3 separate regions of the Mus musculus genome follow, and all the other regions are linked to region 3. The links are chromatin loops, found by intact Hi-C in ENCODE. Cell type or tissue: heart. All regions are shown on one strand. Each heading gives the region's core, and the rest is flanking DNA. Links, peaks and the distances in the headings are about the cores only.

Region 1 (10,015 bases), core at 2,295-7,294, 250 kb before region 3:
GGGGGTTCATCTGTTTCATCTTTTTCTGGGGCTTGGCCCAGGCTGGTGACAAGTACCAAGGCTCATGCTGGGTCACTGAGAGCAAAGAGATGGCGAGAGAGATCCCAAGGGATCAAGTGTCCAGATCTAGTTGGCTAGGTCCAGCCACGTGTAAGCAAGGCAGAAATGCAGACACAAACCCAAGAGAGGAGGTGACCCGCACTGCCCAGACCAAACCCAGCCTCCATCCCTGGGCCCACAACCAGCTTGGATTCAGAGAGCCAGTCCACGAGGAAGAGAATAGAGGCATTGAAGGTATTTATTCATGAAAACACTCGGGTCCAGGGGAGATGGCTACTAGTTACAAGCTCTAAGGCTCTCGTCGAACAGCCACGGGCCGGGGCACCCCCAGGGAGGTGAGCTGGCATCCCCTGGACACAAACAATGGTACCAGCATATCAGGGGACAGAGGGCCCTTCCTTGCCACCTGCCCTGCCCTAGGGTTAAAGTGCAGCTGGGAAGGAGGAGTGGCTAGACTAGGGAGCTAGAGAAAGCTGAGGTCAGTGGGGGCCCTATGCAGGGGCCTCCTGTCCACTATGGTCCCAGGTGATGGAGATGGACCATCACCTCTTTCAGAAAGACCGGCCCCAAAGACAGCAGGGCTGGCTGCAGCTACTTCCCTAAAGGGTCCAGAACACGGGGAGCAGAGAGCTAAGATCTCCAGAGGGAGAGATGGGAGGGATCTTCTTTCTTCTTCAGTGACACTCTGGCACTTGAGTCAGCAGGGTCCTGCCCCAGCCTGACTCCTAAGCCACTCCATTGAAGGGGTTACTTCCCTGGCACTGGGGAGTGAGGGAGGTCGTTAGGGAAACCTATGGGACTGGAGCTTCCGACCTCTGCAAGCGGTCTTCCCACATAGGTCCTTCAGCAAAGGACTTGATTCCCACTCTGGACCCATCACTGGGGATCCTGCCCCCATCAGTTGTGTGGGTCCTGGCCTGGGCCTGCCCTGTTTGAGGATCTCACTCATCCTCAGCAGCTCAGCCCATTTCCTCTCTATCCCGGGTGGGGGTGGGGGGCTCATCTCTCTAGAAGGCCGAAAGGAAAGACCACACTTCACCTTCCAAAAGAAAAGTCCTGCGGATGTCTGTCTGCTTCCTCCCCCATCTTGCATATATTAAATTGTGCAGCTTGGCTCCAGCCCCTCCCTTCAGATCTCCATGACAACCAGGCAGCATTCCAAGTCCATCCAGTGCCAAAGGGGGAGGGGGGCTTCTGCCTATCCCCTCCCTCTTCCCTGGAGGGTGGGACCGACATTCCACAGGGAACAAGAGGGGAGGAAGAGTTGGGGGCCCTCAGTCCTCAGCCCCCTCTTCCTCAACCTGAGGGGCTCCAGGAGGCTCTTCGGGCTCAGGGGTCTGGCCCCCAGGGTGGGGATGGGCATGGGAGTGTGGTCCAGGCTGGGAGCCCGGGCTGTCTTCACCCTGCACATAGACGTTCAGGCCCTCGTGACTGGGCTCCTTGCCGCAAGCCTGGCAGCTGCAGTGTACAATCTTCTCTACCAGCTTGTCCACCCTGGGCACCTCCTCGTGGCCAGGGCACTCCAAGGTCACCTGGGAGGAGCAGGAGGAAGAAAAGGGATGTTTCCTGAAGTCTGGGCAGTGGAGAGACCCCAGGAATAACAACACATCTTTGGGAACCAAAAATCCACCCTGCAACAGCCCAGTGTGCTCTGTGAACCCATCTGGAGGGGCACGAGGGGACTGAGCCCCTGCAAGGGCTCCTCTTCCTCCTCCTCCCCCTCCTCCTCCTTCTCTCCCTTCTCCTCCTCTATCTCTTCTTTTAATGTACTTTTTAAGAAAGATTATTTTACATGTGGTGAGTACACTGTCACTGTCTTCAGACACACCAGGAGAGGGCATCAGATCCCATTACAGACGGTTGTGAGCCACCATGTGGTTGCTGGGAATTGAACTTAGCACCTCTGGAAGAGCAGCCAGTGCTCTTAACCACTGAGCCATCTCTCCAGCCCCCTCTCTCATCTTCTTACACACAGCCCTACCCCTCCTACCCATTCCCCCGGGCATAGGAGTGGGTGTAAATTCTCTCTCTCTCTCTCTCTCTCTCTCTCTCTCTCTCTCTCTCTCTCTCTCTCTCTCTCTCTCTCTCTCCCTCTCTCTCTCTCTCTCTCTCTCTCACACACACACACACACACACACACACACGCACACACACACACTGTGCTCTTCTCAGGTCTTCAGGACCTTCAGGCTGGTCCTGGCTGACCTCACCATGCCAGACCCTGGTGCACCAACAGTAACTCTAACTGCCTGATCTGCCCCCAGAGACTTGGCTGATGTCCTTCCTTCTTCATAGAAAGTTCTGGCTCAACCCATCCTCCCACTGATTCCAAACTCTGCACAATTAACTTCTGGGCAACTTTTGGGTCTGAGCTCCATCCCAAGCTCCCGACACAGTGAGGCTTACTTTATAGCAACCCCCTTAGCACCCCAACTCTTGCCTTGTAGAGTTGTTTCCAACTGTCTTCCTCCCTCCCCCTCCTTTCTTCTACAGAGCATCTACTCCATGACCGCGGGCACAGGTGCAGGTGGGGCACAGGTGCAGGTGGGGCACAGGTGTAGGTGGAGCTCAGGTGTCTGATATGTTGGGAAAACTGTTCATGTGACAACTGCCCAAAGCAAAGGCACACAGGGCTTGAGAGCCTATGGCACAACTTGACTGGGTCAGAGGGTTTGAAAGAGTGCCCTGAGGAAATAATACTTGAGCCAAGAGCCACGAACCAGTAGAAGTTAACTAGCTGAAGAAAGGGGGAAGGTGGAGGGGTGGCAGTTCAGAGCAAAGCAAAGATCATATGCAAAGATCCTGGGGTGGAAAGAACAGAGCAGGTAAAAGGGCTAATGTGAGGTGAGTTTGGTACGTGTTAAGCTGTTGAAGAGGTGGCAGGTTCTAAGATAATGCCAGGAAACTGGTGAGCCCAACCAATAGGGCTGAGTGGGGCAGAGAAAGGCATAGATTCTGGTAACAGTGTGTGGAGACTGAAGAACTGTGATGTCTGTGACATGGGTGGAGCCTCAGACGTATCTAGAATCTTCTACAGGTTGGTGTCAGACTGAAAAGCCCTGGAGCAAGGACCCCATGCGTATCCCCAGCAGTAGAACTCTGCAGCCTGCACGCACGGTAAGTATCCAAGTCCTGCTGCTACAGTTCGGGGATTGGGCAGCTGTACTCACAATCTCCCACATGGACTGGGCCGGCATGCAGGAGTCACAGTGCACCAGGGACTCTGTGGACTGCGGGAAGGTGTTGGGGACGCTGTAACTGAAGCATTGTCCTAGGCACGCCCTGTGGGAGGAGATGTCACTGAGCCCCGATCTCCAGGGATGGGAAGTCTTCAAGGCTCCCTCGGTCCCTGTCCTCACCCTCCTCCTCCCTGCAGAGCCCACCTGTTCTGGATAGACTTGGCCTCACAGCCGCTGTGGCCCACAATCTGCGTGATGTTCTTGGCTTCACACCAGGCACTCTTGTCCGGAAACAGGGCCAGCTTGTTGATAGGTGGCGGGGCAGCCAGCAACATGACAGGGAGGACGGCCCCCACCAGGACCCAAAGCATTGTGCCCGTCACCTCCGGAGCCCTGGAACTAAACACAGGTGGCAGGTGAGGTGCAGTATAGCCTCGGAGGTTAGGTGCTCAGGAGCAGAGGTGCCTTCCAAACATGGACTCTGATCCCAAGAGTCAAAGTCAGATCTGCACATGTAGCCCAGGCTGACCTTCAATTAAGTCTGTACCCAAGGATGATTTTGCACTCCTAATTCTCCTGATCCCACCTACCCTATGGCCAGCTCCAAATACACCTCAGACCTCTCTAAACGTCAGAAGCAGCTATATGTAGCATCGCACCTGCCAGCGCTGGGGAGACTGAACGGTCCTCAGTAGGATAGTTACTAATGTCAGACTGGGAATGCCCCTCAGTGGTACAGTGTCTGCCTAGCTTGCACGACGGCTCTGGATCGAATCCCTCAAATTATAAACCCGAAGTAATCCTTTGATTACAGCCTTAGAGACGGCTGGCTATTGTCCATGCCTCCTAAAAAGACATCGATACTCAACTCTATACCACTCAGATATGTTTCTTCTTATGATTCTCCACCAGGGTGTAGCACACATCATTATCCCCAGACTATTTACAGAGTTCTCTGCTTCAGGAGTAAAACACTAAATTTCCCAGTCAGCCACTAGATGGCGCTGCAGGACAGAAGTCTGTGTTTAAAGGAAACACTCAGAGGGGGACTTCTGCCACCTTCCCCAACTTTATCTTCTGTAGGCTTCACCCAATCCCCTACCCCACCCCACACACACCTCAGAAATAGTGGACGGGGGAGTTCAGAGAGACCTATACCAAGGAAAGTGCTTCCAAAGGCTCCATCCCCCTGACCCCTCTGAGACAGGACACTGAAGAAAGGGATGGATCTGTCTGTCTAGTGCTTTGTGACCCTCCATCTTCAAGTCTCAGTTCCTCTCTACCTGTCCTCCACCTGTAAAATAAATGGCACTTTCACACCTGATAGTGTCTCAGAATTCCCTGGGGACTTACAGTGTGAAAGCTGCCAGCTGCGATAAGATTCACGCTTTCCCAGGGTGGTTCGGATAGACTCAGCCAGGGACTATACCCAGCTCAGTTGGGAACTGTGTCTTAGTTCAGTCCCCAGAGGGGCCTGGATGCGCTTGCCTGTGGGGCAGAGGAGCAGGGATGTATTCCTCTAGTCCTCTGTAAGCCAGGTACCAGGAGTGGGGAAGCAGGTATTTTGAAAAGTATCTATGGAGGGGACAGTGAGAATCCAGGGGCACTGAGGGAGTGGAACCCCAATAAGTTTCTGCTGTGATCTGCACAATCCAAACTCACCAACAAGATCTACAGCAAACCTATATTCTTAGAGCAAGCACACCCTAAAGGAACTGACTGGACTCCTTAACTGCAACTCAACAGCATCAGCCTCCTGCTCCCGATAGAGCCCCTGCATCCCCCTCCTCCCACTCCCAGGAACTAACCTGAGCCAATGTATGACCTTGGCCTTCTAAAGCGGTCCAGAACCCATAGAAAAAGACCAGAACTCCAGGGCCCTCCCTGTGCGGGGCTAGCCTCTCTAGGCATCAGAAAGTCCCTGCTGTGTCACCTGACTCTGTGACACTTTCTTGCTCATGACAGGCAGGAAGTGAGTAAGACCCAGGTAGGAAGGGAAGCAAAAGTCTCAGTAGGAGTTAGGTTTGAGGTTTGAGCTGAGTCTCAACAGCAGTCAAGATGGATTTGGGAGTCTGACTTGGACCCAGAACTCGGAGAGGGTGAGGCTTAAGGCTGCCACAACATGGGGACTGGCTAAAGTGAAGATCAGCCTGGAGGTTGACCACAAAGCTACCTGGAGACAGGATAAGGGGACATTTGCAGTGTCCCTGGCCCAGAGAGCAGTCTCTGTTGTTAGAGCTGGCAGAAGTTAAGGAGAAACGAGTCTTCCTTTTCAGATGGCCCATGGGGAACTAGGATTAGCCATACCCTTCAGAAGAGTGGTATGCCCCAACCCACCACACCCTGACCAGGGCCTGGCAGCAGAACACTGGGATCACCCTTGACCTCCCCAGGACAGCAGCCAGAACACCAGTAGACCAGCCCGCTGTCCCTGGAGTTCTCAGTGTTCAGATTCTGCAGCCTAAGAGCTGTGTGGCTGTAAGAAAGACTTCATCTCTCACAGCCTACTTCCCTGTGTAAAGGAGAAACACTGCTCCTTCCCAGAGCTGGCATGTTCCTAGGACAGTACCCAGCATCCAGCACCCATTATACAATACCCAACATTCAACACCCAGCAGCCAGCATCTAACACCCAGCACCCAGCATTCAACATCCAATACCCAGGACCCAGCATCTAGCACCCAGTATCCAATACCCAACATCCAACTCCCAGCATTCAGCACCTAGTATCCAACACTCAGCATCCAGCACCCAGTATCCAACACTCAGCATCCAGCACCCAGTATCCAACATCCAGCACTCAGCACCCAGCACCCATTCAGTAACCAGCATCCAGCACCCACCACCACCCTCACTTTCCAGGACCATGAGTAAAGCTGGGCAATGTGGGAAGGAAGGCAAAATTTGCCATTAGGAAAGCCCCTCCTCTACCGCTCACACCCTACCCAGAGACCATGGTGCCCTCCACCTGCCTACCACCGCATCTTCTGTTCATTTCACTTGTTTATGTTCTCAACCAGCAACTCAGTGGCTCGTGTCTGTCTACACAGTGGTTAGACTCTCCCTTCCTGGGCCCTCAGAGCCTCACCCAGCTTCTCATAGCTTCCACCCTGAAGGTCACACAGAGTGCCAGAGAGCCAGGGCAGGACCGGAGTCAGTCAGTCATCTGTCCAATCAACACCCAGGCTCTGCAGAGCTTGTCCCAAGACACTTCCAGCACCAGAGAAGAGCCATGTCCTCTTGTGGGCCGTTTCATTCCCTGTAGCTGACACTCCCTTTCTGGGTACCTTCGAGGAAGGTGAGAGAGAATCTCAAGGGTAGAGCCCGAGGGCCCTACATTTACCCACAGGGGAAATGCAGACATGTGGCTGAGTGAGGGGGGTGGAAGGCCATAATTCTGGGCTGAACAGAGGGTTACAGATGGGTACTGGTGGAGGTTGAGGGAGGAATCTCCTGATTGCTAAAACAAAGACCAGAAGAGGGGATAACATGCGGGTCTAATGCAGCCGCTGTTTCTACATGAAGAACAGGAATACATGGGGTGTAGGGAGCAGGGCAGCTGGAATTTGTGTGAGCTTTTATGTCCTGACAGTAGGAAAAGCCAAGGCTTGATCCTGAGCAAATCAGGTGGGCTGGCAGTTACCGGGCAGGTGGGTGCGGGTAGAAGGCTCACGGAAATGAGAGAAGGGGAAATGGGGAGAGAGGTGTCCAGGGAGCGGGGAGCTGGGATAGAACCCTCCTCTCCCTGTCAGAACTCTGGTGCTCGGCCACTGCTTCATCTGAAACCTGGCTCCATAGACAAGAGTGAGAGCCCCAAAGATGAGCATATGGTCACAGCGAACCTGGTTCCTGGGATCTGGGTGTGGGAGGGGAGTGTCCCGCCTGTAGTTCAGTGCCATCTTTAGCGCAGGTGGACTTTACACAGGTGCCACACCTCAGACCCAGGGATGGGGCGGATATTTCTAGTGACTCTCCCAGGGTTCTAGATTCTGACAGGGGTAGGCTTTCTTTCTAGCTCCCCACAGGGAGCACCTTGCCTTCCCTGAATTGGCACTCATGCAGAAAGGAAGCCCCCACAGGGTGACCCATGCATCTCACACAGGTCGAGAAGAGACTTGCCCATCTCTCCCAGGCAGGAAGGGGGCAGAGAGCACTGTGGTAGCTTCCCTTGACTGACAGGGCCCTTCAGGAATGCCAGGGGCGGAGCTGTGAACACACAGGGCTGAGCTCTCAGCACACCTGCCAGACTCTTGCAGCTGCCCTGACACTCACCAGGGAGATAGAAGCCCGGGGCCTAGCCTGCAGAATCAAAACACCAAAGACCATTCAATCCGTTCAGGGGTATGGCCTGAACAGGCTGTCTATCTGTGTTCCCCACATGACTCTGAGGTCCAGCCAGGAGCTATACCCACATGTGCACTCGCGAGTGCACACACACACACAGACACACACCATTCCCAGAAAAAGAAGGCCTCTTAATGTCATGACTGACAGCGTCCCCTTGGTCACACGACTGGGTTCTAATGCCTGTAGCAAGATGGGACTTAGCTCTCAAGGACTTAACTACCGCCAATAACACTCACAAAAGCCTTTTGTACAGCAAAGGGGTGACTTGAAATGTGGAGGGAATAATTGCCCCCATCCCCTATTATTATTATTATTATTATTATTATTATTATTATTATTATTATTATTAATTTCAAGACAGGGTCTCACTTTGTGGCTCCGGCTGTCCTAGAACTCATTATGTAGGCCAGGCTGGCCTTGAACCCACAGAGAACTGCCTGCCTCTGCCTCCCAAGTGCTAGGATTAAAGTCATAAAACACTGAATGCCTGGCCCCTCATTTCCTCTTTTGCTTAATATGAAAAATCAGGACCATTCAATTCCCACAAGGATTTTCAAGGTAGGTTGTACACACACCCAGGCTTACAACACACGCACACACACAGTCTCTCCTCCACTCTCCACAACTACCTCTCAGGTTCAGATCTCAGCTCAACCACCTGAAGGTTTATGTGTCTCGGTTTTCTCATCTGTAATATGGGAACAGTAGAGGCCACTGCCCCAGTCAGCTGTAAGCGTTAAACTGAAGAGTGTGTATAGGGTTGTCACTGTGGGGTTACAGCTTCAGGAAGTCACCATGAGTAAAGGCTTGCCCTCACCCCGGGCCTCTTATCCATCTTAGCCTCTGTTCCTCCCTCCAGATCCGGTTTAATCCTTGGTGTTTCTCAATCCGGGAAGCATCTGCCAAGTGATAGGGATTTAGTGGATACCTTGAGTTGGAACTTAAGCAAGCAGCAGGATGGCTGGGAACGGTTTCACAAGCTGCCAAGTGTCACCAACACACCTACTTGCCAGGGCAGGAGCTGAGGCAAGACCTCACCAAACTCTACCCCTGGAAGTACAGCCCCTCTAGATCTAGCTGCCGAGAAAACAGGCTATGCCTGGTGCCCACTGCGCATGCGGCTGGTGGAGAGGGTGTGGTGCTTGTGGCCGCTGCCCTGGGCTTGGGGATCAGCAGGGTGGGGCAACCCTCCAGGTCTTGGAATGGGTACAGGGACTTCCTTGAATGGATCAACTGAAAAACCGCTGCTGGGGAGTGGGCAAAGCAGTGTAAAGGCCCGAGGTCCAGCTCACACTGGTCGGGCTCGGCTCTGGATTCCTGGGTGCGGAGGGAGAGCGGTATCCTGGAATGAGTGTCGTAGGGGCAGGGCTGTTCATATCGACCGTGTCAGTGACCTGTACTTCACCTCTGTAAGCCTCACACTTACTTACCACCTGTGAAATAGACGTCGGCATAGCCTGGGAACATCTGGCTTAGTAGAGTCCCTTGGGGAGAGTCTGGCTCCAGTGTGCTGCTTGAGGCCACAAGGATTCCATGACCCCAGGAGCACCACAGGGTGGCTTTCCTTCCTTCAGCTCCAGGGCGACGCCTGAACAAACTGTGCGGTGGGTTGATAGCCAGGGTCTGTCTCATGCCATCCAGGCCTACCTCCTAGGGCCAGGCAGCTCCACCGCCCAGCTCTGGGTATCCCTATGCAAACAGTCAGGCCCCACAGACCCTTGATGCCCATAGACCAGAAAAAGTCTCCAAAACAAATGTATGCTAACTACCGGCTGCAGGGCAGAGCTACACATCTGCTCAACAGAAGTTCCCCTCAGACTTCACCAACAACCCTGCCCACCCCGCAGCCTCCGACCCCTGGGGTTGCCAGTAGGAGGAAGGAGCTGAAATTTCACTTTAAGGAGGCTGTACCTCTGGCTAAGATACAGCATCCACTCCCCTGTCTACCCCTCCAGCACACAGGCCCAGGAGAGAGGTCTGGCTTTTCAGGGAAGGGTGGAGAGGGGTGGGGGGTCACCAAGGAAACGCCCCGGCCTTGTCTCTTCTTTGGCTCTAAGTCAAGGCAAACCCGCCCAAATAGTTCCAGCATCCGTGGGAGTCTCAGGAGGCTGGCTGCTCAGTGACAAAGAGTGGGGGGCTGCCTGTTGACAACTTATTTCCCCACCCTCAGCCTGTGCCAATAGGCTGTTTTCCTGGGGTGTTCCGAGTTGCAGGCTGGTGGCTTCCAGCTGGGCAAGGCCTTGGAAAGCCTGGAAATGTGGCTTTCTCCCTTGATGCCTCCCAACTTCCCACCCCCACCCCCAGCCAGGCCAAGGCAAGCAGCTGCCCCCTTTAGTGACGCTTGTAAAAGATCATCGCCTGGCCCGGGAGCCAGAGCCGGCTGGAGGGCAGGTGGCCGGCAACAGAGCCCTGCGGTGAACACTGCCTCA
Region 2 (10,015 bases), core at 2,367-7,366, 49 kb before region 3:
CCCAGCACTGACCTGCACACCATGCTGTCCAACTGTGAGGAGCATGCCTCATCAAGGATGAGCAGGTCCGCATGTCCCCAGTGCTGTTCTTCCCCAGCCTGACCCCAGGGCCTTTGCTCAGTTCCCAGTTTCCCAGGCCCCATGGACAGAAGGCCAGGGGCTGTTCTCAGGGGCCCCGTCCCAGCAGTAGTGCAGGTTTGGTTTGCTTCTTGTCCTGTTTTCCTTATATGGCTTCTGAGAATACATTGAGGGAGTTGAGAACCCTTCTTGGTGGCACCTGTCATGGTGATAAATGGCCCCAGCTGCTCAGGACACCCTCCTGAGAGCATTGTCTTCCCCTTTACTGTTTCCTTTTGTTGCCTCCACTCAGAGCTGTCTCTTGGGGACATCCGCTAGATGGGAGATAGTCTTCTGGAGGTGATGGGAACAGCAGCGAGGCCTTCTGGGGAGCTCATTCCAGCTTCCACACGTGAGGGGGTGGCAGAAGGTGCCCCTGGCAGGCTGCCACTGAGGCCCCAGTGGGAAGGCTGGGAGCAAATGAAAATGAGCAGCAAGCCAAGTCCTAGCTAGGAAGAGGAAGCTGCCTAGAGAGGTCACCTCGCCTGTGACTGCAGAGACGTGGGAATGAGGCTGATCGTAAATCTCTGGAAAGAGATCCAAAGACTCCCATCCGGGGCAGGGCTACAGATGTTCGCTTCATTTTCTTTTCAGACTCTAAATATTTAGACACAAAGGTGGGGTGATGAGGTGATGGAGTGAGGAGATTGGGCTTGCTGGCCATTTGCAAGAAGACCTCCCCCAGCAGCCACAGCACCCCTGGGTCTTCAGGAAAAGCCCAGCCGCCAGCTGGTCTTTGCCATGGTTCCTGACGGGAAAGGCCTCCCTGACCTGGGCTTGGCAGTTAGGCCATGCAAGATATTTTCTGAAAGAAGACAAACTCGTGGCCTTTACTTGCAGGTAGTGGGAATGAAGGCTGGGGCAGACCTTTAGCGTAGGGCTGAGGTGTCTGGGGTGGTCAGGATGGTGCCATCTCCATGCTGTATCTAAGATGACCTGGCTCAGGAAAAGCTGACATGAGACCACCACCCACAGGCCTGCCCTGGCTGTGGAAGGCAGGGGCGCTGGGCCGCCAGAGGGCGGAAGAGGTCGAACTGGATCCTTCCCAGAACCTGAGAACCCTGAGTTGTGGTTTTTCCTTGGCTCTCCTGGCAGACATATCTAATATCCACCCCACCCCCAGTGAGGTTGTCTCAAGGAAAACTGTCAAGCTGGGCCTAGTGGCACACGCCTTTAATCCCAGCACTTGGGAGGCAGAGACAGGCAGATTTCTAAGTTTGAGGACAGCCAAGGCTACACAGAGAAACCCTGTCTTGAAAAACCAAAAGAAAAGAAAAAAAGGAAAGCTGCCTTCAGACTCCTCCAGAACGTGGTCCAGGCTGTAGCCCTGTCCTTCCATGGCCATGTGAGCAGACAGACTTTATGCTTTTTTTCTTTAATGTTTTTTTTTTAATTTATTTACTATTATATCTAAGTACACTGTAGCTGTCTTCAGACACTCCAGAAGAGGGCGTCAGATCTCATTACGGATGGTTGTGAGCCACCATGTGGTTGTTGGGATTTGAACTCAGGACCTTCGGAAGAGCAGTTAATGCCCTTAACCACTGAGCCATCTCTCCAGCCCCAGACCTTACGCTTTCTAAAGTTCTGTGTGCTCTATCGACTCCATGCTAATCTGATTCTCTCCTTAGCCCAAGAGGCCTCCTCAGGTCCAGCTCAGTCGGGCACTCCTCCTTCCTAGGGTGGGCGCTGTGTGAGCACTGTATCTGGCTAGGTGGCAAGGTTAATCCTGGCCTGACAGCCTCGCGTCGATGGCGCAAGCTGGGCATACTTGGGCACAGTGCATGCTTTAACAAGGGCTGTGTGCTGCTAAGCATGCGCTGGCATCGCGTGTATGTTCATTAGCTTAGCATGCAGCACAGGCAAGGACATAGATGCCAAGGTGAGCAGGGCCCTTTGCACCTGGGCATGAGCTCGAAGCAGCCACCTCGCTGCTGGCCGGCGAGGAAAGACACTTGTGGCAGTGGGAAACCGTCTGCCCCCCCTTGAGGCCCACAGCTGCCACATTCAAGCCCTTGCTTTGCTTGCCTCTTCCCCATCTCAGCCAGAGAGAGGAAAGAGTCTTGATGGAGACAGGCGAGCTGGTCCCCGACTCCAGACTCCGTAGGAACCACCGTGGGGAACATCTGTGCCGCCACAGAACATCAAAATGTTTTCCTTCTGGCAGCTTCTTTTACGAGGGTGTAATGATATATGCACTGCAAAAACAGTTCTGGCTTTGGTGGGCCAGCGCTGCCAGCGAGCTGACCCCAGCCAGGTGTGGGAGGACGGAGGCCTGCCGTGGGGACGGCAAGGGGGCTACGGAAACTGCCCGCGTGAGCTGGGAGCTTGAGCTTTGAGGACCGCTGTGTGCTCCTGAGGAGTCCACCCCCCCCCCTTACACACACACACACACACACACACACACACACACACACACACACACTATTCCTTTGAGGGTCTAGGATTCCGGCCTTTCCCTGCTGGAAGGTGGCTCTTGATTCAGAAGCACAAGCATGTGGCGAGGCACTGAGTCGCTCTCACCTGCCTGGTGGGAAGAGCCCTTCACCCCTCAAGCTGTGCTCACCCCAGGCTGCCACCACTCACTAAAATGGCCCTTGAGAGACCTCAAAGCCTTCATCCCTTCCCATGTAGAGGCAAGAATCTCCCTCTGCATAAAGTAGAGGACTGAGAGAGTCTGATCTGGAGGGGTGCAGGTCACTGATCAGAACCCCCCACTGGAGCAGCTCTGAGCAGTCTTGAAGCTGGACACGGGGTCCATGTGGGATGTTGGTTTCTAAGAACTCCTTTGGGTGAGAAGCCCTGTCCTTTCTCTGAGGTGTGCTCCCCAGCTGTGTGTCTTCACAGTCTAAGACTTCCGGAGACCCTCTAGCCAAAGGATGCCCGGCAAAGTTCAGGAGCTAGACTCGGGGACCAAGGTACCGATGGCTCTCACAGGCCTGCATCACCACCTCCTTTCAGCAGCTCTTAGTCAAATCCCTTGCCAGTACCAGAACTCTGTTCTGCAGAGTCATGTGGCTCTGGGAGGCCCTTGGGTCCAGCCTATTACTCTTAACTAGATTCTCAGCTTACAGCACGGTGCTAAATGATCACCCCACTGTTCCCCAGTGGTCCAGCGCTAACTGTAGTATAAGCAGGTGCCTGTCTGTTAGAACCTATTGGGCCACTCTGCCATATGCAGTGACAGGCCACTCAGCCCTGCTGGCGTCCTGGGATTCCCCCTACATACAGCCTGGCTTCACTAGTCCTTGTCCCATCCAGGAGGAAGGGATTGAAGTTACTGACATTTACACGCCATCATGTGGGTTCCAGGAATTGAATCCCAGTTCTCTGGAAGAGCAGCCTGTGTTCCTAACCACTGAGCCTTCAGCCCCCATGTTTAGCTTCTAAATACTCAGTACTCTCCTGGTTCCCTGTGAATCTGAAGGTGGGCTGCTCTCTTCTCTCTGTTGCACCCTTGTCAGGGAGGTAAAGCTCACCATAGGAAAACCAGAACCCAGCAGCAGGTCCCCTTATCTCCCTGCCAGCTCCTCCGTTCATGCGCTGAGCTGGCTGTTGGCCTCGTGCCTTATAACCCAGGAGTCTCACATTCCCCTGCACCGCTAGCTCCTGACTTTGGAGTGGTGGGGATGCTGGATAGGGCCTGGGAGTCCCTCCTAGCCAGGTGTTAGCTGACAGGGTCCATGGCTGCCATTACTGGGCTAGCCAGTCAAGATGTGGCAATGATGGGATATGGGAGGATTCCAATGCCAAACCAGGCCACACCCGAATCTGAGTAGCAGTTTCTACCTGTGGCTGCAGGAGTGATGTAAAGATAGGCAAGGCCAAAGTGATGGCCAGGGTGGCCTTTGCCCTCCCTGTTGTGGCCCTAGGAGCTAGGTGGGAGGCCCATCCTCAGAGCGGCATCAGCAGGCCATGCCTAGAAATGGTAGGACTTCAGGTCTGCTGGCCAGGCTGTTTACAACCCAACACTTAAGTCATTGGTGCTAGAAAAGTGGCCTTATAACAACAGCTCCACAGAGCCACCAGCTGCCAGAGGACCGTGACACACAGGGTCAGCCACCTGGGGCAGAGGACTGGAGGGCAGGTGTGTTGGTCAGTTGGTGGTGTCAGGCTGCTTTCTGAAGCTGCAGCTTTCTCTGACTAAACAATGTATCTCTGCAGATGGAGAAAGACGAAACTGTGAGTGACTGTTCCCCACACATAGCCAACATCGGGCGCCTGGTGGAGGTGAGTGGTCCAGGTTCACCCTGCCCCAGTGCCGCACAGGCCTGCCTGCTCTCCACTGCCTCCCTGTGCTGCAGCTGTTCCCGTTCCCGCCCTGCCTACAGTTTTCTGAGTTTTCTTCTGACTTGGAAGCAAGTGAAGCCGGGCTCCAGGCCCACCCACCCCAGCGCCTCTGCTCGGCCTTGTTTCCCCTGATCGCTGTGTGTGAACAGTGATGAACTCGGGGTGCAAACAGATCGTTGGAACACCAGGGGCCTTGGAGCAGCTTCACTTGTGGCTGCTGCAGTCTCGCCTGTCACCACGTCCCGTTTGGAAGAGCGAGGTGTTGTTTGGACTGGAGACATGTTCTCTGGTTTCACAGAACTGTTCACAGAGATGGTGGCCAGGCAGTGCTCTGGTGATGTGGTTTAGACCCACTCCCGGCAGTGGTCAGAATTGGCCATCAGCCCCTAGGTGCTGGCTTCCTCCATGCCTAAGGATAAGAAAGACCCAAAACACAAATTATAGGTGGGGTTCTGGCAGCCTGGCATTGGCTCTCAACACAGGGGAGTGGCCCCACAGCTCCACCCTGTGGCCAAGGCAGGGACTGCAGGCTGAGAGGTTGCAGGTGGGTGTGGGCCTTGTTTCCTGTGGGCTGGCTCCACTGACTCACCTCCCTTCCCAGGACATGGAAAACAAAATCCGAAGCACGCTGAATGAGATCTACTTTGGAAAAACAAAGGACATCGTCAACGGGCTGAGGTAATGTGCCAAACCTGGGGCTGCAGTCCCAGACTCCTTAGCGAGCTGAGGTCAGGGATGGCTTCACAGTTGCAGTTTGAAAGGCTCAGAAATTGGCTCAGCACTTTCTATGACCTCTACCAGGTCTGGTCTCTGGGCTCACTGACCACAGCAAGCTTTGATACCTGCATGGTGGAGCTGGCCACGGGCTGGCTACAGAATGTGCCCAGGCCCTTTGGAGTTGGGTTTGGGAGGCCCCCACACAGATCTCAAGACACTGAAGAGAGCTGAGCAGCCTGGCCTGAGGTTCCATTTGAAAGCTCCTGCCGCTGTCTAGTGCTCTGTGTTTTGCAGAAGCAGGCAGGACTCACTGGCCTCTGGCTCCAGTGGAGTGGGAGTGGGAGGCAGGACCCAGCTGGGGAGAGGGGAAGTAACTGAGGAGGGACTGAGATAGCACTGGCCTTGGAGTCATGTGGCCAGGATCCTGTCTGAGCTCTTTCCTCTTTCCCCACTCCTTTCTCGGTGGCCTTGTCCCATCCGGGAGGCAGGGTGCCGACAGGGTTAGGAGAGCAGGGTTGGGAGGGCTCTGCAGTCCAGCTCTGTTGTGACTCTGTGGGGCCCAGTCTTCTGATGTCATTCCCTGGCCCAGAATTTAATGCACCCAACAGAAAGGCGGGGTGTAACTTGTGAGTTCACCCAGCAGCATTATTTAGGTAAGACAGCCCCTCCTGGTCCCCAGTGGTCCTGAGTATCTGATCTGTCAGGCCTGACACTGGGTCCTGTGGCACCAAATGCACCCTCTCCTGCCAGGCCAGACTCCTCCATTCCCAGTAATGAGGAAAACACGAGGAACATCTGAGCCTGTGTGGGGTCGGGTGTGAACCCCTAAAGACCGGGGCCACTGCCAACTGTGGTTGTGGTGTGCAGTCAGTTCCAGTGTCGTGGTGGCCTTCTCCTGTCTCTGCCTTTGCCCACGGCTGCCAGGTTCTTGTTCGGCATTGCTGTTGCTCTCTTGCTGTGGCTTCACCCTCTCTGAACACTCTCTGTAGATCTCTTGATGCTATCCCCGACAACCACAAGTTTAAGCAGTTGCAGAGGGAACTTTCTCAAGTGCTGACCCAGCGCCAGGTCTACATCCAGCCTGATAATTGAGCCGACCCAGGTATCCTGTCTGAAGGGCGTGAGGCCTCCCCACTAAACAGGACTCACCAACCTGCTGAGACCCTGCCACTAACCTGTGTCTGCTCACAGCTGCTGGGCAGCCACATTAACGCATAGTCTCAGCCCCACGTAGTGTGAACGCGTGTGTGGTGTGTGTGCTCTGCACTCTGGGCAAAAGCCAGGTTTGAGCTCTTGCTCCTGATGAAGCTCAATCCGTGGCACTATCTCCGCCTCTCCAGCAGAGGGTGCTAGGTGCACCCACTCCACTGGCTCAAGGAGCAAGGGCTGTGTGCCCTGCCTTCTGCTGGCTCGCTCACTCAGGTCTCACAGCACAGCCAGATCCTCCCGCCTCCTCTACCAAGAACCTTACAGTCCCCAAGCTACATCCCAGGTGGTCTCCCTCTTATTTTCTGTGAGTGACTGAGCGCTCCCCCTAAGCCGGGCCAACACTCTTCCAGGCTGGCCACTGCTGGGCCCTCTGTGCCCACACCCTCCCTTAATGAGCTGCAGCTGTCCCAGCAGGCCATGCTGATGGGAAGGGAAACAATCCTGCTTGTTGACAATGACCAACAACCATGACTTGGCTTATGACAAAGACAGATACAGATATAGCCAGCATCTCAGGGGGAGGCTTTAAACCAAGGCTCGTAGGACCCACAGGCCCCAGGGCTGAACACCAAAGGCCCAGCCCAGGCAAGGACCTTGGGATTTACACTGCGGCTCCAAGCTGGGGACTCCCCTCCCACAGTGGTCTGAGCCATGTGCTGACTTCAGGTCCAAAGCAGACTGCAGTTCTAGCCTGGATGGCATCTCCAGGCCTCTCACTGGAGAAAACCCTTCTAAGGGATACTCCTGCCATCCCTAGCAGACCAGCTGGAGGTGCCCTGAGGGGAGTCCAGCCCGTCAGCCACATGTGCCCCCTCCTTGGCCTGACCCCAGCTCTGCCTGAGCCCGCATGCCATTCCTCACTGTTAGGCTAGCCTGAGATCCTGAGCCCCAGAGAGGACAAAGGGATCCTTGAGTGGCAGCAGCTCACACATCATCAGTGGCGTCTCAGCTCAGGTCCTGTCCTCACCATCTTGAAGACTCCTCAGGCACTTCCACCGTCTCTCTCTGTCCCATCCGCCTCACCTCCCCCCACTTCAGCAGGGAGGATGGACTTCCGATAGAGCTCTCACTGTGAACTTGAGCCGCTTGCCGGAGCATGTGCCCTGCCTCTTCCACCGCTTATGAGCCCTCAACAGTTGCTGCATATAGTTTAGTATGCTCTCAACTAACCGATGTGTCGTGAAAGGAACCATCGGGACCTCTCCAGCTCTGCTTCCTTGCCTGGTCTGGAAATCAGCTTAATGAGGACCCACCCTGAGGGCTTCTGAGGACTGAGATGTGTGTGCCAAGCACTTGGTACATTGTAACAGTTTCCAAGCCTTAGCTGCTTCCCTACCAACCCAGTGGGCAACAGCAGGCCCAGAGTGTCCCTCTCCAACGACTGCCTTTTAGAATGCAGGCGTGCAGGGCTCCACCGCCAGGCTGGGTTTGCAGCCAGCTGCACTCACACGCAGCGGAAGCTCTTGTCTTGATCCCATGGCTCAGCCATGCAGAGGCAGGTTCCTACGAATTTGGTAGGGAAGAGGGGTTGCTACACCTGGTTTTTCAGGGTAAGGAGCCAGCCTCTGCTGCAGGTAGAGAGGGTGGGGTAGATACTTCATTAAAAGGTCCTCACTATCCAGAGCCTTCACCTCTCTGCTAGCAAAGGGGCAATAGGTGTGAGGGCAAAGGCCCAGGCTGCGTGGTTTCTGAAAGCTCCCAACAGTTTGCGGCCTGCATCGCCATCCATGGACCTAAAGGCCGGGTCACCCACAGCCTGGGCAGAGATGACCTCTGTCCATGATGGCAGCAAGGTACTGAGGTGCAGGCCTGGGCTCCCCTTCCTGCTCTCCAGGACAGACTGCAGCCTGGCACCCCACAGTGGCCCCGGCCACCTCGCTCTCACCCTTGTGCCTGCTGATGTCTTCTCTCCTCCCCCGCAGGTCTGTGCAGACGTTTGCAGACAAATCAAAGCAAGAAGCGCTTAAGAACGACCTGGTGGAGGCCTTGAAGAGAAAGCAGCAGTGTTGAAGACCTCTGCTTCACGCTAACCGGACACGCCATGCACTCGTTAGGTTCCTTTCTTTAGAAAACTCGTTTTCTGCTCCTTTTCCCTCTTCCTTTCCCGCCCTGACAGGTCACATAACAGTTTGCATCGACCACGCAGCGCCATCTCTCCCCCAAAATAAAGTCCGATAACCACCCTCCTCTGGCTCCAAGGCCTGCTTCCCACGACGTTTCCATAGAGACCGTGTGGTTTTGTTCGCCTGTCCCCCTTCCTTCCCTTGCCCATTTATAGGCACAGATACACTGTCTGACACCGCTCCCTCCATCTTTTTGTTACATTGGTGTAAAAAATGTAAAACAAAAAATTTTATGAACTAACTGGTGTGTGAGAGAAGAAACTGGAGATCTGATCCGTGTGTGTGTGGGAGTTGCTTGGAGTCAGGGCTGGGGACAGGGGACAGCAGTGGAGGAAGGAGTGATGTCCTCAGCACTGTCCTGCACAGGTGGACCCTTGTCCCAAGGAGACCATGCTGGGGTGGGGTGGGGCTGGCGACCGGCTGCTCTTCAGGCCAGGTGCTTTTCTGTCAATTTTTATGGAATGCAAAAGGAGTTTTTTGTTTTATTTTGGTTTTTTTTTGTAAAGCTTAAACAGACAAAAAAATCTACATCTTCTACTTGAGCCTCCATACTTAAAAAAAAAAAAAAAGGAAAAAAAAGAACAAAAAAATAAATAAAAAGAAACTGGGACACAATCGGCGCTGGCTGTACGTTCTTGCTCACCTGCCTCTCTCCAGACGTGCATAGCCTTCCCTGGGGACTGAAGGAGGGCCCAGTACCTGCTGAACCCTTCCGGCCTCATTAGTCATCTCCCCTGAGTGTGATGGCTGCATGCTTGCCACCCCATGTTGGTGATGTCCCCGACTTAGTCCTGGTTTCTCTTATTGTATGTGAAGTACAGACTCCATGGGAGATGGAAGAGTGAGCAGGCCAGATGTCATGACTCACACCGCAATAGCAACATTGAAGCTGAGGCAGAAGGACTGAGTTCGAGGCTGGCCTGGCCTGGCCTACACAGCCATACATTGTCTCAACTAAAAAAGAAAACTAGGCATGTCAGCATACACTGAAACTACAGCACCAGGAAGTAACAGGAGGGTTGGCACCAATTCAAGGCCAGTCTCATCTTTATAGTAACACCCAGGCCTGCTTGACCTACATAGTGAGACTGTCTTCAATACAAAAATTAGAGACTGGGCCAAGCAAGATACTGCCTAGTGGGTAAGGGTGCTTGCCACCAAGCCTAATGGCTTGAGTTCAGTCCCTGGAACCCACAGAGGAGAGAACTGACTGGCACGTGCGTGTGCGCACACACACAGAACATAAGCAAGAGAGATGTGGGGTGAGAGTTACCAAGCACTCCACTAGCACATGGCACCCTTAGCAATGCAAGTGTGCACACACACATATACATACATACACACACACACAGCTACTATTAGTGCTGTGTACATTTAGTACACATTTGAACTCAAAAGTGGGGGGAACACAGCAAACAAGCACAAATCAACTAGTTTTTGCCTTTTGTTTGCCTTAAAGCAACCTTTAAAGATCAGAACAATGATCAAAAATCATTCTGTGAACTATGAGTGGGATGGAAGGGCCTCTGTGTTCCCTCTATGCAGTGGGGATGCCTGGC
Region 3 (10,015 bases), core at 3,326-8,325:
AGGCTGACTTTACACAACTCTGCGGTTTCCACCCTTCCAGAAAAGTGGCCCAGGACCCTCTCACAATAGACCAACCCTGGCTCCGCCAAATTCCATGTGGCCAGCCTATGTCTAGGGCATTGAGAACACTGGGAATCTCGAACTGTGTAGACTCTCCCGAACTAGTGCCTAGCAGGTGCGTGCCTCTGAACCCTCATCTGATGGGTTTCCTGTTTTGCAGTCAGCAGAACCCCAGAAAGACTTTGGACCAAGCAGTCGATCTGCCTTCTTATTGCAGCCGGGCTCAGGGTCTTGGATTTTTCTCCCAAGTTCTGGGTGCCTGTTGGTTTAGCAGTGGTTTCAGCTTCACCAAGGAGTATCCCCACAACTGGCATTGGAAGTGGGATGATGTAGCCTATGGGAGTCTCTTCATCTGCCACGACTGGCCTAGTAACGGTGCTTGAGAGACAAGAAGGGAATTTGGTTCAACACAGCAGTAACAGACATTGTTGCTTTAAATGTTGCCAGTCATACTTGGAGTTGTTTGTTTTAGGCATATTTAAGCACCGTTTGGTTAAAACTTTCCTACTGACCTCTCAAACTCCACCTTAGGGAGAGGCAGCCTTGTACAGGAATAAAAAGCTTGCTTTACTAATTAGTTGCTTTAATACACTTGGCCCTGATGACTTTGGTCCTTCTCTTCCATCTTTGGGATTAATAAAACAACTTGCAGGAACCAGGTGAGTCCTTTCACCTTGTGGGCTCTGACCTAGTGAGTGGGTCATGTTTGGCAGCAAGCATGCCCGGTACCTGAGGAACCCAGAAAAGGGTGTCAGATCCTCTTAAGTCTGGAGTGCCAGATGGCTGGGAGCTACCATGTGGGTACTGGGATCGAACCCAGGTCCTCTAGAAGAGCAGCTAGTGCTTGTAACCACTAAACCATACCTCCAGCTCCATAATGTAATGTTCTTAAAGAAGGAAAACGTCCACATTAATAGTTCTTTAAACCTACTCCCTTCTAGGTTCCTAGTGATCCCCTGACAGCCTTTGGACTGCTAGCAAGACTTTCTAAGTGTAGGAAGTTCCTCTCATCCATCTGTCCATTCGTTTATCCATCCATCTATCCATCCATCCATCCACCCACCCACTGATCCATCTGTCCATTCATCCATGCATCCATCCATCTATCATTCAACCATTCACCTGGGCTTCTCAGCAGGGGGAGAGAGAGGAGTAGGGACTCACACTGACAGCCCAGCCCTAGCTCGTTTTCACGAACAGAGTCTGTAGTTGGCCCCGACTTTCCTCTTCACAGGCCCTTAGCGAAGCCTTCCTGTCTCTGTCCCCAGTTCCTTTGGCACCTTCCTCCCCCTGTGATCAGAACTGCCCATCATCCATAGTGCACTCAGCGTCGTCTTTCAAAACACCTTATGGTGACCATAGAGCTCTGGACTACAGCCCCCAGTCTAAAGTCAAGACTTCTCCACGTGGGGTTCCCTCAGGGCCGCTTTGCTTGTGGTCTGTGGCCTTTTCTCTTTTCCTGTGTCCTCTGCCCCAGACCCAATGCTCTGGTACCTGGGGTGGCAGGTGTGGCTCCACACAGGGCCTTCTGCTCATGGATATTAAAGCCAGTGTACCTCCTGTGTCTTGCTGTTCAGTTATCCCCTGTGTCATTGTCCACTAACTACTTATGCTGTCCATTGTCAGCTCAGCCTGAACAATTCTAGGGACTTCTCTGTAACCTGTCACTTTTACTCCTATTTACAGTTGGTAAGGGTGTGAAAAACTGAGTAATTTAGTCAAGGCCATAGCTACTAGTGGCAGGGACGCCTCTGCTGTGCCCACACAACCGTGTGTGTATTCATTGCAGAACCAAATAGGTGTGTTCAAAACTAAAGTTAAAGTATTTATTAAAATATCGTGTCTGTGTGTGTGCACGCACACGGGTGTGCACAGGCAAATGTGTGTGCATAGGTAAACGTGTGCGCACAGGTGCAGAGGCCAGCAGAGGTTATCTGTGCCCTCCTTGATTTCTCCCTAACTATTTCTTTGAGACAGAGTCTCTCCCTGAATCTGTGCATCATGCTTTTCAGGGATGCTGACAGCCCGCAAGCCCCACTGTGATCCTGTTTGTGTACCCTTCAGAGCTGGGCTTACAGGCATACATCAGACACCCAGCCGGTTATACGATGTTAGGATGTGAGTGTTCATCTTTATGATCCTGCAGCAGGCACTGAGAACCGCTGAGCCATGCCTAAGGATGTATAAAATGAACTTCCCAAAGCTTTGCTTTGTCTTCATGAATCCGATGGAAGACACCTTTGATTAGTACTGGGGTAATAGTTTCCAAGTTCAAGCAAAAGGCAAACACCACAGTATGTATGTATGTATGTATGTATGTATTCATTTACTTATTTTTTAAATATTTATTTATTTTTATATATAAGTACGCCGTGGCTGTCTTCAGACAGCAGAAAAAGTCATCAGATCTCATTACAGGTTGTTGTGCGCAACCATGTGGTTGCTGGGATTTGAACTCAGAACACTCAGAAGAACAGTCAGTGCTCTTACCTGCTGAGCCACCTCGCCAGCCCTCATATACTTACTTATTCAGTTTATACTTCCATTCCCTCCTCCCCCATCCCTCCTCTCCTACTAGTCCCACTTTTACAAATCCCTCCACCCAGTTAAGAGTAACTGCTTTGTCCTGTACAGGTTAAGGTGTCTGTTTGTCCTTAAAGAATAAGTTTCTGTTAGTCCATGTTAAAATCCTTGCAAGTTACGATTTCTAGTTGTAATTAAGAACGCGTTCCTGTTTCTTAGATCCCATCTAAACTGAAAAACTCTTTTTCAACCTACACTAAACCTGGCAGCCTGTTCCCGTGATGTATATCCTTACCCTGTTCCTCTACTTTCATTGTATCTAACAATGTGTGACAGCCAACGCAATCTCTCCTATAAAAAGGACTTCAAGAGGCCAGCAGGGACTGCCCTCTCAAATCCTGATTTAGGGAGAGGCTACCAGACTGGCCAGTCCTGAGTACACCCCGAAATAAAGCTTGTTTTAATCAGACAGTTGTGGACTTGGTTTTTCTCAGTTTAACACTGAGAAGTCTCCAGTTTAACACAATGTTAATTTGTTGGGTTGAAGGACTTTTAGGCTATTTCTATGTTCTGGCGCATGCAGATTAAAAAAGCACTCTAAACCTGAGTGTGTATTGGGGTTTGTGTGAACACAGGTTTTTCTTTCCTTTGATTAAAACCAGGAAAATGCCCTAGCCCTTGAGACTGAGGCAGGCAGATCTCTGTATATTTGAAGCTAGCCTTGTCTGTGCAGCGAGCCCTCGTTGAAAATAATGGAACAGCCGGGCGTGGTGGCACACGCCTTTAATCCCAGCACTTAGGAGGCAGAGGCAGGCAGATTTCTGAGTTGGAGGCCAGCCTGGTCTACAAAGTGAGTTCCAAGACAACCAGAGCTATACAGAGAAACCTGTCTCGAAAAACCAAAACAAACAAACAAAACAAAACAAACAAAAAAAAGGAACAAGACGCAAAAGAATGAGTTTGCCAGAAACACTTCCACTAACGTTTTTTTGTTTATTTGGTTTTTTTTGGTTTCTTTTTTGAGGGTTTCTCTGTGTAGCCCTCACTGTCCTGGAACTCACTTTGTAGACCAGGCTGGCCTCGAACTCTCTGCCTGTCTCTGCCTCCCCAGTGCTGGGATTAAAGGTGTGCGCCACCCAGTGAGACTTTGCCGAGTCATTGTTGTTGACTTTATGTAAATAAATATCAATCGAGGACCTTGCTGAGCCATGAAGTACATAATCAACTTCAAAAGATCTGCACCAGTTATCTTCCATCCTTTATTTGCCTTTCTCCATTAAGTTTGTTACTTATTCACTTTCCATCTGGATCGCAGCCCCCCCCCGCCCCCCCCCCCCCCCCCCCGCGCCCCAGCCCCTTTGTGCACAGCCCCTCCCCCTACTGTTCTCCTCTGAGGAGGGTAGAATAGTCCAATTCTTGTGAAACAGAGGTTTAATCATAAACAGGAATGAGCCTAGTTTGTCCTTACTCTAAGATGGCTTTTAAGCCTAAGATGGAGGCAGGCTTTGACCTTTGCACATTGTGGCCTGTGCACATGCACTCAGATACACTAAATAAATAAGTGTGAAATAAACAAATAAATTAGTGCTGAGCACCCGGCAACAGTTTTGAACCTTCCTATACATGCAAACATTTCAGATGGCATATGTCTGTTGAAGACCATTCCTTGCTCTCCCTGACACCTATTGTCCCCAGTTTTAAGGGGTGACATCCAGTATTGCGAAATTTTGTTGCCTTTGTCCCTGTCTCCAAGCCCTCCAGAGTTTTTCTTAGATTTCCCTCTGCCTTTCCTCCTCCTCCCCCTACTCTTCCTCTTTGCTTAGAACGCAGAATCCCCCTGCCTCAGCAGCTGGAAGCACCTGCACACCTGGCTCCTACAGGTGTTTTTGGTCTCTTTCAGGGAGCGGCTTTCTTCAGCATCTAAGCCCTGAAGTGTGCCCCCTCTGAGCTCCCCAGCCAATGCGGAAGGCGCTTCGTCAAGTGGACTAGTGTTGTCACTCACGTGGCTTCTCTTGGAGTCTGGCACAGAGACTCAAGCTACTGTGGGAGGCACAGAGAGCCTTGTGCTCCTGATAAGCACTTAGGAGAAGCCGAATTGCTAGCACACAGGGGTGTTCATTCTAGAAAAGAAACGTATAACCTGTTATCTGCCAAGAAGCCTGGGAGCAGATGTGCATTCTAGGCTGGTGAACACTGTGTTATCTGTGTGATGGGGACTACACTGGCCCCTCTTTCAGCCTCCTTTTCCTCAGTCAACCAAGAAAGCTACAGAACCTACCTGTTTTTGGTTTTGTTTTGCTTTTTGAGATAGAGTTTCTCTGTGTAGTTCTGGCTGGCTGTCCTGGAACTCACTCTCAGTGGTGAGATTAAAGGTATATGGCATACTGCCCAGCTGCAGAACCTATCTTTATGGACAGTGTCACACATGGATCTTACAAAGGGTTGTTGTTTTTGTTTTTTGTTTTTTTTCCGAGACAGGGTTTCTCTGTGTATCCCTGGCTGTCTTGGAACTCACTCTGTAGACCAGGCTGGCCTCGAACTCAGAAATCTGCCTGCCTCTGCCTCCTAAGTGCTGAGATTAAAGGCATGCACCACCACAGAGAAATCCTGTCTTGAAAAACCAAAAAAAAAAAAAAAAAACCTTAAAAAAAAAAAAACAAGAAGAAGAAGGAGGAGGAAGAGGAGGAGGAGGAGGAGGAGGAGGTGGAGGGGATCCAAAGTCTTGCTGGGGATGTGCTGGGGTTCTGCTGACTGTAAAAACAGGGAACCCAGGCTGGCGAGATGGCTCAGTGGTTAAGAGCACTGACTGCTATTCTCAAGGTCCCGAATTCAAATCCCAGCAACGACATGGTAGCTCACAACCACCTGTAGTGAGATCTGACGCCCTCTTCTGGTGTGTCTGAAGACAACTACAGTGTACTTACATATAATAAAACAAACAAACAAACAAAACAAAAAACCCCAGGGAACCCATCAGATGAGGGTTCAGAGGCACGCACCTGCTAGGGACTAGTTGGGGAGAGTCTACACAGTTCGAGATTCCCAGTGTTCTCAATGCTCTAGACATAGGCTGGCCATATGGAATTTGGCGGAGCCAGGGTTGGTCTATTGTGAGAGGGTCCTGGGCCACTTTTCTGGAAGGGTGGAAACCGCAGAATTGTGTAAAGTCAGCCCGAGGAGCTTGTGGTTCTCAAGCTTGGGAGGACAAGGTGCGATCACAGCCCCAGGAGCCGGAAGAAGCTGTACTGGGGAAGAATCAGCTCTGATCACTGGGGGTGGGTGACAGGCATGACCGTTACCTTTGCAGCCGCTGCAGTCCAGCCCAATCCCCAGGGCCGCGTAGGATGGCCTCGGACTGACCGTCTGCATACCCGGAGGCGGTGTCTATCTTCGTGTGGCCGCGCTGCAGGAAGGCGCGCACTGACACCGCCCTGCAGGCTGCATCCAAGCTGCTCCCTGTCTCCATGACCCCCACACAGTGGCGGGTAGGTAGGGTCCGCGTCAGTATCTACTCCTAGGAGAAAGATGAAGACTATGAAAACTAAAGCCAGTAGCTGGCTGCTGTCACTCCCACAGGAGACAGGGCTCGCAGAGAAAGGGCAGGAAAGCTGGCCTGTACACAAAACTTCTGCAGAACTGAGAACCCTCTACAACAGCGCCACCTGGAGGTCGGTGGCAGGTGTCATGCGCTAGGTCGGAAGTTGCAGACACCTCTAGCTTCCTGCCTCTCTCTGGCCCATTCAGCTGCCCTGGGCTCTCTGTACCCTCCTAGAAGGAGTTTAGCAGGTGGGGTGAACCCTGGGGAGCTATCTCTGAATTGAGGTTTGCTGGGAGCTCTAGTCAGGGTCCCTGTGGAAGGATAGCAGAGAAGGTCAATTGGCCTTGACTTTTATTAATCCAGGAGAAGTTTCCCTCAAACTCAGGTAGTTTAGACTGTTCAGAGAATCGAGGGTGGAGCGAATCTCAAGAAGCAAACGTTCACTCCAGGCATCTTTAAGAACATTTATGCAGTAGGGACTTAGAATTTACACCAAATGAAGACTGTAACAAGACGTGGGGATAAATGGATAAGATTTTCTCACCATTAACCCTTTAAAAAGACAGTTGAAGTCAGGGCGGTGGTTCTTGCTTGCAATCCCTGTACTCTGGAGGCTGAGGCAGGAAGTTTGCCAGTAGTTCAAAGTCAGTGGGGTTATATAGCAAGCAGTAGACCAGCACGGACCAAATAGCACATGGTGTGGTGGTCTACCCCTGTGATTCCGGCACTCCAGAAACAGAGGAGGAGAATTGACTAAAGTTCAAGGCTGTTCTGGGCAACATAGGGACAACAGGTCTGCCAAGCCCATAGAACAAGACTGTTTCAAATGTCAAAATAGGGTTTGGATTATAGCTTAGCTGATTGGATGCTTGCCTAGTCCTGGGTTAAGGACCCAGTGAGTAAGGTAAATCTTTTCCTGATTCCATTTTGTGTTTGCTTAGACATTTGGTGTATGTGCTTGGCTGAGGAGCCAATGGGTCGAAGCTACCATCTGTGGGATTATGACTGAACGCCTCTAAGTCAGAATCCCGCCTCGGCGGAACTATACAGCGGCGCCGAAGGAGCCTCGGTTGGCCTCTGATAGCCGGGTCCCTGTCCGTCCCCGCGTCCTCCCAGCGGTGGCGCAGGGTCTCCCCCCGCCTGGCGTCGGGACCGGGGTCCGGTGCGGAGAGCCGTTCGTCTTGGGAAACGGGGTGCGGCCGGAAAGGGGGCCGCCCTCTCGCCAGTCACGTTGAACGCACGTTCGTGTGTGGAACCTGGGGCTAAACCATTCGTAGACGACCTGCAGTGGTTCTCACCCTTCCTAATGTTGTGGTGACCCCCTACCCTCAAATTATTTTTATTCCTACTCTATACCTGTAATTTTGCTACTGAAATGAATGTAAATATCTGATAAGCAGGATATCTGATAGGTGACCCCCATGAAAGGGTCTGTCAGCATCCCTAAAGGGGTGGCCACCCAAGAGCACCTGTAGCTTAGATGGTTCTCAACCTTCTTCCCCCTCAACAGTAATGTTGCCTGGCAACACATTTGAGCTTTCCATGATGTTGTAGATGGCCCACATATATTAACCAAAATAATTATTGTATATATAAACTTAAAATTAACTCAAGAAGTTACAAATAAAAAAGATAGCTGTCACATAATGTCTGAAATAATATGAAAAAAAAAGTTATGTTCTGCCAGAAATGAGTGTTTCAAGGTTACTCTGACCCTCATTTAACTTGGAATTAAATTATGGTCTTTGCTTTGAAAAAACACTGTAAGTCTGAGCTTTTATAAGTCTGAGTCATGAACTCATTCTTGGTCACTGGCCAATAAAAGACTCATATTCTTTCTTTCTTCCTTCCTTTCTTTCTTTCTTTCTTTCTCTCTTTCTTTCTTTCTTTCTTTCTTTCTTTCTTTCTTTCTTTCTTTCTTTCTTTCTTTTTTCTTTCTTCCTTCCTTCCTTCCTTCCTTCCTTCCTTTCTTTCTTTCTTTCTTTCTTTCTTTCTTTCTTTCTTTCTTTCTTTCTTTCTTTCTTTCTTTCTTTCTTTCTTTCTTTCTTTCCCTTCCTTCCTTCCTTCCTTTCTTTCTTTCTTTCTTTCTTTCTTTCTTTCTTTCTTTCTTTCTTTCTTTCTTTCTTTCTTTCTTTCTTTCTCTCTCTCTCTCTCTCTCTCTTTCTTTCTTTCTTATTTATTTATTTTACATATGCGAGTCCACTGTTACTCTTCAGACACACCAGTAGAAGGCATCAGATCCCATTACAGATGGATGTGAGCCACCATGTGGCTCTGGAAGAGCAGTCAATGCTCTTATCCACTGATCCATCTTTCCAACCTGGCTCATATATCTTTTTTTTTTTTTTTTCCCCGAGAAAGGGTTTCTCTGTGTAGCCCCAGCTGTCCTGGAACTCACTCTGTAGACCAGGCCGGCCTCCCAAGTGCTGGGATTAAAGGCGTGCACCACCACGGCCGGCTGATTGTCCAGATCTTATTAGATATTTTATTATTATTATTAATTATTAAGACCGGGTCTTGCTATCTAGTTCTGGCTGTCTGGGAACTCACAATGTCCACCAGATGCACAGATGTAGCCTCAAATGCACAGAGATCCACCTAAGGCAGTCTGGATCTTTAACCACATCACTCAATACCATAAACACTGCCTAAAATGCCTTACCTTGGACTCCAGCCTGCTATGGAGAGTGAATGGCAGTGCTTTGACTGAGCATGCAAAGTTGTTTTTTCCTTAAAAGATGTGGTATGCTAGTCTCCGCACTTGGGAGGCAAAAGGAGGTGGATCTGCATGAGCTTGAGGCCAGCCAAGGCTTCAGATCAAGATCGTATCTCAGAAACAAACGATCCAAGAGGTTTATTTCTCTGTGTTTCTGTGTGAGTATGCACACGAGCATGAGTATGTGTGTGTGCGTGCTGGGGGTGGGGGATACACAGAGGCCAGGAGAGGGAGTTGGATCTCTTGGAGCTGGAGTTACAGCTAATGTGTGCTATGCAGCGTGACTGCTGTGACCCAAACTCCAGTACTCATGACTGAGAAACAGGTTCTAAAAGCTGTTTGGTGGTGAATGCCTTTAATCCCAGCACTCAGGAGGCAGAGGGAGGTGGATATCTGTGAGTCTGAGACCAGCCTGGTCTATAGAGTGAGTTCCAGGACAGGCAGGGCTACAAGAAAAAGCACTGACTCAAACAAACAAACAAACAAACAAACAAACAAACAAACAAACAAACACCAAGGGCTGGAGAGATAGCTCAGCAGTTAAGACCACTGACTGCTCCTCCAGAGGTCCTGAGTTCAATTCCCAGCAAGCACATGGTGGCTCCCAACCATCTGTAATGGGATCTGATGCCCTCTTCTGGTGTGTCTGAAGACAGAGAGCAGGCTCAGTGGTTTCATTCACTCTCTCTTTCTCTCTCTCTTCTCTGTCTTTCTCTCTTTCATGACAAGGTTTCTCTGTATAGCCATGGCTATCCTGGAACTTGTCCTGTAGACCAGGCTGGCCTCAAACTCATAGACACCTGCCTCTGTTTTCCAGATGCTGGGATTAAAAGCATGTGCTACACACCACCACCCAGTTCAAGTTTTGTTTTTGTTTTTGTTTTGTTGTTTGTTTGTTTTGGTTTTTCGAGACAGGGTTTCTCTATGTAGCCCTGGCTGTCCTGGAACTCACTCTGTAGACCAGGCTGGCCTCAGACTCAGAAATCCACCTGCCTCTGCCTCCCAAGTGCTGGGATTAAAGGCGAGCGCCACCATGCCCAGCTCTTAGCGACCTTTTTGTTTGTTATTTGAGGCAGAGTTTGAGCCAGACTAGCCTGCAATTTGTCATCCTTCTGCTTCAGCCTCCTGAGAGGTTGGATTAGATGTGTGTGTCCCTGTACCCAGACATTGTGAAATTC

The links. Hi-C counts contacts between places; a loop is a spot of excess contacts. Peaks named below come from ENCODE experiments on the same cell type or tissue, not always from the same donor. Only the 100,000 strongest peaks of a DNase experiment are listed, where the experiment ranks them.
Region 1: it touches region 3 in a loop (8-fold over the local background); 17 of 42 quality-filtered maps call a loop at or near these places.
Region 2: a loop joins it to region 3, with 2.3 times the contacts of the local background. A loop is called at or near these places in 6 of 42 quality-filtered maps.

What each region holds. Positions count from the first base shown.
Region 1 is chr4:139,082,011-139,092,025 of GRCm38, forward strand. It overlaps Nbl1 (NBL1, DAN family BMP antagonist), which reads right to left. Exons shown (of 4, transcript NM_008675.2): 2 at 3,444-3,638; 3 at 3,231-3,342; 4 at 282-1,592. The coding sequence starts at 3,610. The coding sequence ends at 1,335. Among named protein-coding and RNA genes, the nearest start is that of Nbl1, 6.0 kb to the right of the region's middle. In heart, for the core only: a CTCF peak has its summit at 4,221 (motif pointing right); DNase peaks (open chromatin) are centred at 3,499 and 4,261; H3K27me3 peaks cover 3,254 bases.
Region 2 is chr4:139,282,748-139,292,762 of GRCm38, forward strand. It overlaps Capzb (capping protein (actin filament) muscle Z-line, beta), which reads left to right. Exons shown (of 9, transcript NM_009798.4): 7 at 4,282-4,347; 8 at 5,009-5,085; 9 at 8,256-9,073. The coding sequence ends at 8,343. Among named protein-coding and RNA genes, the nearest start is that of Slc66a1, 23 kb to the right of the region's middle. In heart, for the core only: CTCF peaks have their summits at 4,919 (motif pointing left) and 6,468 (motif pointing right); DNase peaks (open chromatin) are centred at 3,684, 4,944, 6,207, 6,444 and 2 weaker places.
Region 3 is chr4:139,331,039-139,341,053 of GRCm38, forward strand. No RefSeq gene overlaps it. Among named protein-coding and RNA genes, the nearest start is that of Mrto4, 17 kb to the right of the region's middle. In heart, for the core only: a CTCF peak has its summit at 6,250 (motif pointing left); a DNase peak (open chromatin) is centred at 6,243; H3K4me3 peaks cover 743 bases; H3K27ac peaks cover 1,615 bases; H3K27me3 peaks cover 1,959 bases.